Linked DNA regions of Homo sapiens: region 2 is linked to region 1. Evidence: chromatin loops called from intact Hi-C (ENCODE). Cell type or tissue: gastrocnemius medialis. All regions are shown on one strand. Region 1 overlaps MRPS23 (mitochondrial ribosomal protein S23). Region 2 has its middle 38 kb from the start of CCDC182.

Evidence for each region. Hi-C counts contacts between places; a loop is a spot of excess contacts. Peaks named below come from ENCODE experiments on the same cell type or tissue, not always from the same donor. Only the 100,000 strongest peaks of a DNase experiment are listed, where the experiment ranks them.
Region 2: a loop joins it to region 1, with 5 times the contacts of the local background. A loop is called at or near these places in 6 of 110 quality-filtered maps.

The regions. Positions count from the first base shown.
Region 1 is chr17:57,832,404-57,834,903 of GRCh38, forward strand. It overlaps MRPS23 (mitochondrial ribosomal protein S23), which reads right to left. Exons shown (of 5, transcript NM_016070.4): 5 at 2,378-2,500. Among named protein-coding and RNA genes, the nearest start is that of MRPS23, 16 kb to the right of the region's middle. RefSeq lists enhancers at 349-860, 861-1,371, 1,540-2,040. In gastrocnemius medialis, CTCF peaks have their summits at 1,127 (motif pointing left) and 1,330; DNase peaks (open chromatin) are centred at 828 and 2,188; H3K4me3 peaks cover 802 bases; H3K27ac peaks cover 2,500 bases.
Region 2 is chr17:57,782,168-57,784,667 of GRCh38, forward strand. No RefSeq gene overlaps it. Among named protein-coding and RNA genes, the nearest start is that of CCDC182, 38 kb to the left of the region's middle. RefSeq lists a silencer at 1,214-1,393. In gastrocnemius medialis, a CTCF peak has its summit at 1,290 (motif pointing left); DNase peaks (open chromatin) are centred at 674 and 1,234; H3K4me3 peaks cover 597 bases.

The DNA of each region.
Region 1 (2,500 bases):
ACCACTTGAGCCCAGGAGGTTGAGACTGAAGTGAGCTATGATTGCACCACTGCACCCCAGCCTGAGTGACAGAGAGAGACTTTGTCCCTATTTTTAAAAAAAGGAAGCAGGAAAGAAGAAACAGAATGAGTGTCATTGAGTGTCATTTAAAATGTTGGTTTCTACACACACGCTTGCCCACAGGCATACACAATCCAAGAAGTTACTAAATAAATGCACATTTTCCAGTGAAACCTACCAGCATGGGATAAGTTCCAAAAGCGGATAGTTCCCAAGATGTTCTCTAGTTTCCTCCTTTGTTGTTGTTGTTGTAGTTGTTTTTTAATTTGATTCATTTACTTGGTGCTAGAAGTTTGGAAGGAGATAAAGGACAGAGTAACTACTGGGGGTGGGGGATAGAGAAAGCTGTGTTTAGACGAGTGGCTGGTGAAAGAGGACACAATACCGTTTCTTCTCAATGTTAATCTAGCGCATGTTAATTCCTCCCCACCCAGTGGGAATCGACAGTGGCTGAAAGCCTTCTAGGCACTGACAGCAAAGACGGAGTACTCGCCAAGAACTTTGTTCACGTTCTCATTCAGTCCTCACAGCAACTTAGTGAGGTAGACGTTGTTACCCTTGTTTTACAGATAAGGAAATTGAGGTTCAGACGGTTCACTAACTCCCCTAATGTCACCAGACAAAGCAACAGATCAGGGTTTCAAACCCAGGTCTGTTCTCCAAGGCCTGGGTTTTTTCCGCTGCTCTGCCTCCCTGCCTGCACTGTTCTCTCTCCCGCTGTCCTCCACAGCAAATTCGCAGATGTGTCATTGACTGGAGAAGGTTAGGAAACACTGCTCTGGGCAGAGTCTCCAGGGGCTCAGCGCAGTAAGCTCCTTCCTCTCCAGCTCCTATTATGGTGCAAACAGTGCCGCTTCCCCGGCAGGCCTTTGTCATTTGTCCCGTGGCCTGTCCCCTCCCATCTCTACCCCATCCCAGTAGCACCCCAGGACCTCAGCTTCCTAAATTTCAGCCACAACATTATTTTTACAAGGACACTCTTCAACCTTGAAAGGCAAGGTACCCCGAGGCAAGGAAACGAAATGACTGTAGTTGAACAGCATGAGAGTCCAGCGCCATCTAGTGGTGCTGAAACCGACAAGTCCCTGGCGGTGACATTTTCAAATAATCAATATCTCATTATTAACCATAATCACAACCTGATGTTTACTTTTGGAGAAATGTTCAGCAGCAAGGGATGCACATGCACTTTTCTGCATGTTTCAGAGGCCTGCGATCCTAAATGCCACAATGACTATTAAACAGTGTCCTGCCCATGAGCAAACAGGAGAGATTGATTGTATATCTTTTTCATCTAAGCTGCTCACCAAAAACAAAGCTCAGTTGAAGCCAGTGACCTTTCACTAACTGCTGGAAGGAAAATGCTTGATAAATAATAAATAGACCACTACTGGATCTTGCTTAGAACTATCTTTTAATTAAAAGAACTGAGGAGCTAGAAGGTCCGGTGACTGACATTTATTTCAGTTGCAGTCCAGGAAAAGCATTCATTGAGGGTAAAATGATACTTGAAATGTATTTTCGTTGTCAGCTAGTATTCCCCAAAAACCCTGTCTGTAATCTGCATGGATGGAGGGTGGTGGTGGTGGCTGGCAGTAGCAACATTTTGTAGGGAACATAACACTTAACTTCCTGCCTTCTCTGCCTTCCCCTAGCAACCTTTTCTTTTTCGTGCTGCAGCAATAAACACTTGTCTGGTTCAGCATCACCACAGAAACTGCTTCAGTGCCGGGCTCATCCAATCAGAGACCCGCCTGCCACATTGAGCGCTACCCTAGGAGTGACAGGAAAGCCATTTCCCGTCTTTTCCACAGGAGGGCAGGTGCCCTTCCTCTGCCAGCCAAGGTGACCTCGACCAAGTTGCTCACTGAACCTGCTCAGCCATCCCTCATCTCACCCAGCACGGTCAAAGGCTCAGAACGCATGACTAACTTAGCCCGAGTCAGGCTCCCACCTTTTGGCTATTCTAGAATTGAGCTCAGAACATAGAGACCAGGAAGTCTCAGCCTTCCCCATCCCCTCCTCCACTCACCTTTGCTTGCTCCTAGCTCCAGTCTTCTGGCTGAGGCCGTGCCAGCTTGCGTTGACTACCAGCACCACATCATGTTCTCTGCCCTAACTCCCATGTACTCAGGAAAACTGCCAGCCCATTCTGAGTCAGGCTTGGTCACAAATGAAAGCTGAGGATGGATGAGGCCCAACTCCGGGTGCCACGTCTGGATTCCCCGGAGCAGAGGCAGGCACCAGTGCCAGCCTCAGAGAAAATCTTACTGTCCCACTTGAGTGACTTTGTTTAAAAAAAGAAATCTGCTGAAGGTTTTTAAGTGGCACGCCATCATTTATTTACAGAGAAAGGTATCACTTTAACAAAATCAGGAGTCCTTCGGGGGCAGATTATTCTGTAATACCACTTTCATTATCAGAGAACTCTCGATACAAA
Region 2 (2,500 bases), 50 kb before region 1:
CAGACTTAATCAGGAAGTGTGGGGGCTGTCAGCAGGGGCAAGGGGCCACGCAGCCAAGCCAATTCTGGAATCTTTTGGAAAGAGGAAACATCCGGCTCCTCCTCCCTCACATCTCTGCTTCTGGGTCTGGGCTTGTGGGTCCCAGCTTGGGCTAAGGAGGGCCATGCTCCGGGTGGGAGCAGCTGTGTCCCCACCCCCTCCTTCCCATGCGACTTGAGGCCCTCTGGTCAGGACTGGAGCTGTCACATGCAGCCAGCAGCTGTGGTGGCGCCAGGCTCAGGCACCCACCACATGGCTTCCTTTTTTTTTCTGAGATGGAGTCGCCCAGGCTGGAGTGCAGCGGTGTGATCTTGGCTCACTGCAACCTCCGCCTCCTGGATTCAAGTGATTCTCCTGCCTCAGTCTCCCGAGTAGCTGGGATTACAGGCACGCACCACCCTGCCCTGCTAACTTTTATATTTTTAGTAGAGACGGGGTTTCACCATGTTGGCCAGGTTGGTCTCAAACTCCTGACCTCGTGATCCACCCACCTCGGCCTCCCAAAGTGCTGGGATTACAGGCCTGAGCCACCGCGCCCAGCCCACATGGCTTCCTTTTGATTTGGGGCCTCCCTGGCCAGCTGTGCCTCCCCCGCTACCAGGGCAGCAAATGGCCAGTGGTGTCCTCGCAGAAGGGGCGGAGGAGGGCGGGGAAGGATTAATGCCACCTGCTTCCCTCCTCGCCCTGTTTCATGTGACATGCACTTCAAAGCCACAGGACACTGCTGCCCTTCTTTGTTGCATCCCTGCAGATACGGGAATCTGATTTTCCCAACTAGGAATTTGTATTTCAGCGGTTCTAGTGCTTGGGATCTTAGAAAGAAGCTTGCTCAGAAAGAACTTAGGAAACAAAGCGATGTTTGAGTGCCTGCCCCGCAGCGGATCTACCCGTTCCAGGAGCTGAGCGAGACACCTACCACCTGCCAGACCCAGGGCATAGCCGAGGGCCTTAGCCTGCTGTCCCCACCGGGTCCCCACTATTTTAACACCAACACCCTGAAACCATGGGCCACCACCCCCCACCTCTACCCCGCCCCTACCCCACGACCCTTTCACCAGAGCAGAGGTTTTTCACAAATCTCCATAGAGATAGCTTTGCTAGCAGCAGCAGCAGCAGCAAACTCTGATGCAGAATGAGGAAGGGGAGAGCCTGGGGGTGTGGGTGGCGGGGGAGGGAGTCGTCGCAGTCCGGGAGCCAGGCTCTCGGCGCGTTGGGTCCGCCTCTCGTGACAGCAGAGCGCCCCCTGCTGCCCGAGCCCGGGTGGTGTCGCACAGCCAGGTCGGGGAGGGGGCGGAGCTGCTTCCTGGCACAGCGGGTCGCCCAGACGGGCGGGAAGAGGATGCAGTCTCTCGGTACTGAAGTCTGCCTGCAGTGGCCAAGGTCTGCCGCAGCCCCTCTGGGTTGGGGGCAGTTCTCTAGGGCGTCCTGGTTAGGTCAACGGGGGCTGGTTGGGAACCTGGCTCTACCATGCACCGCCTGCCCCGCTATGGACATATGGTTTAACCTCTGAAGCTTCTGTTTCTTCATTAAATTGAGATCATCAATTGTACCTGCATCACAGTGATGTTTTACAGAGATAATTCATGTAAAGCACATCCTAAGGTTTCAATAATAGTAGCTTATTATTATTGATTCAGCTGACACCTCTACAACTAAGTGATAGAACAACTGAGAGGGTCTGGTAGACAAAAGTCAGGGGATTTGTTTTTTCAAAGCATTTTCATCATTAAATGGATCTGATCTGGTCGCATGGGCACATTTGAGGGACATGCAACTTTGCCTAAAGGGGAAATAAATGCCAGAGATATTCACAGAAACATCAACCACAAACAATTACTGAACACATTGATCAATGCTCTAAGCTGTACAATAAAGAAAAGGGAGGAAAGTTATGTTTAGGGCAGCTCAGCCCTGCATTCTCAAATCTTCCCTCTTCACTGGATATCTATTAACTACAAACATGCTGAAACATCTCCCATATAAGAAAGCAAACAAACAAAAAAACTCCTTGCACCCTATCTCCCTCCAGCTAGCCCCTTACACCGGATGTCTTTCCTCCCCTAGAGGGCCAAATTTCTTGAAACACGCTCAGTGACTCCCTTCCTGTCCTGTTAGCTCTTGAACCCACTTAATCAACTGTCTGTGCCCACTTCACCTTCCCTGCCCTTGTCAAAAACACCATGACCCACACCGTTCATCCCGTGGCTCATTCTCAGGCCTCTCCCCTCCACCCATCAGCGACACTGACGTAGTTGATGGGCAGCTCCTTCCTGATCCTTGAAGCACTTCTTCCTTCGACTCACCCCTGGTTCTCCTCCTACCTCTCTGGCCAGTCCTTCTCTGTCACCTTTGACTGGAAGCTCCTCTTCTCAACCCCCAAACATCAGGACACTCTGGCTCGGTGTCCAGCCTCTGCTGTATCTGTGCGTCCTCTCAGCCTTATGCCTTAACTGCTGCACAA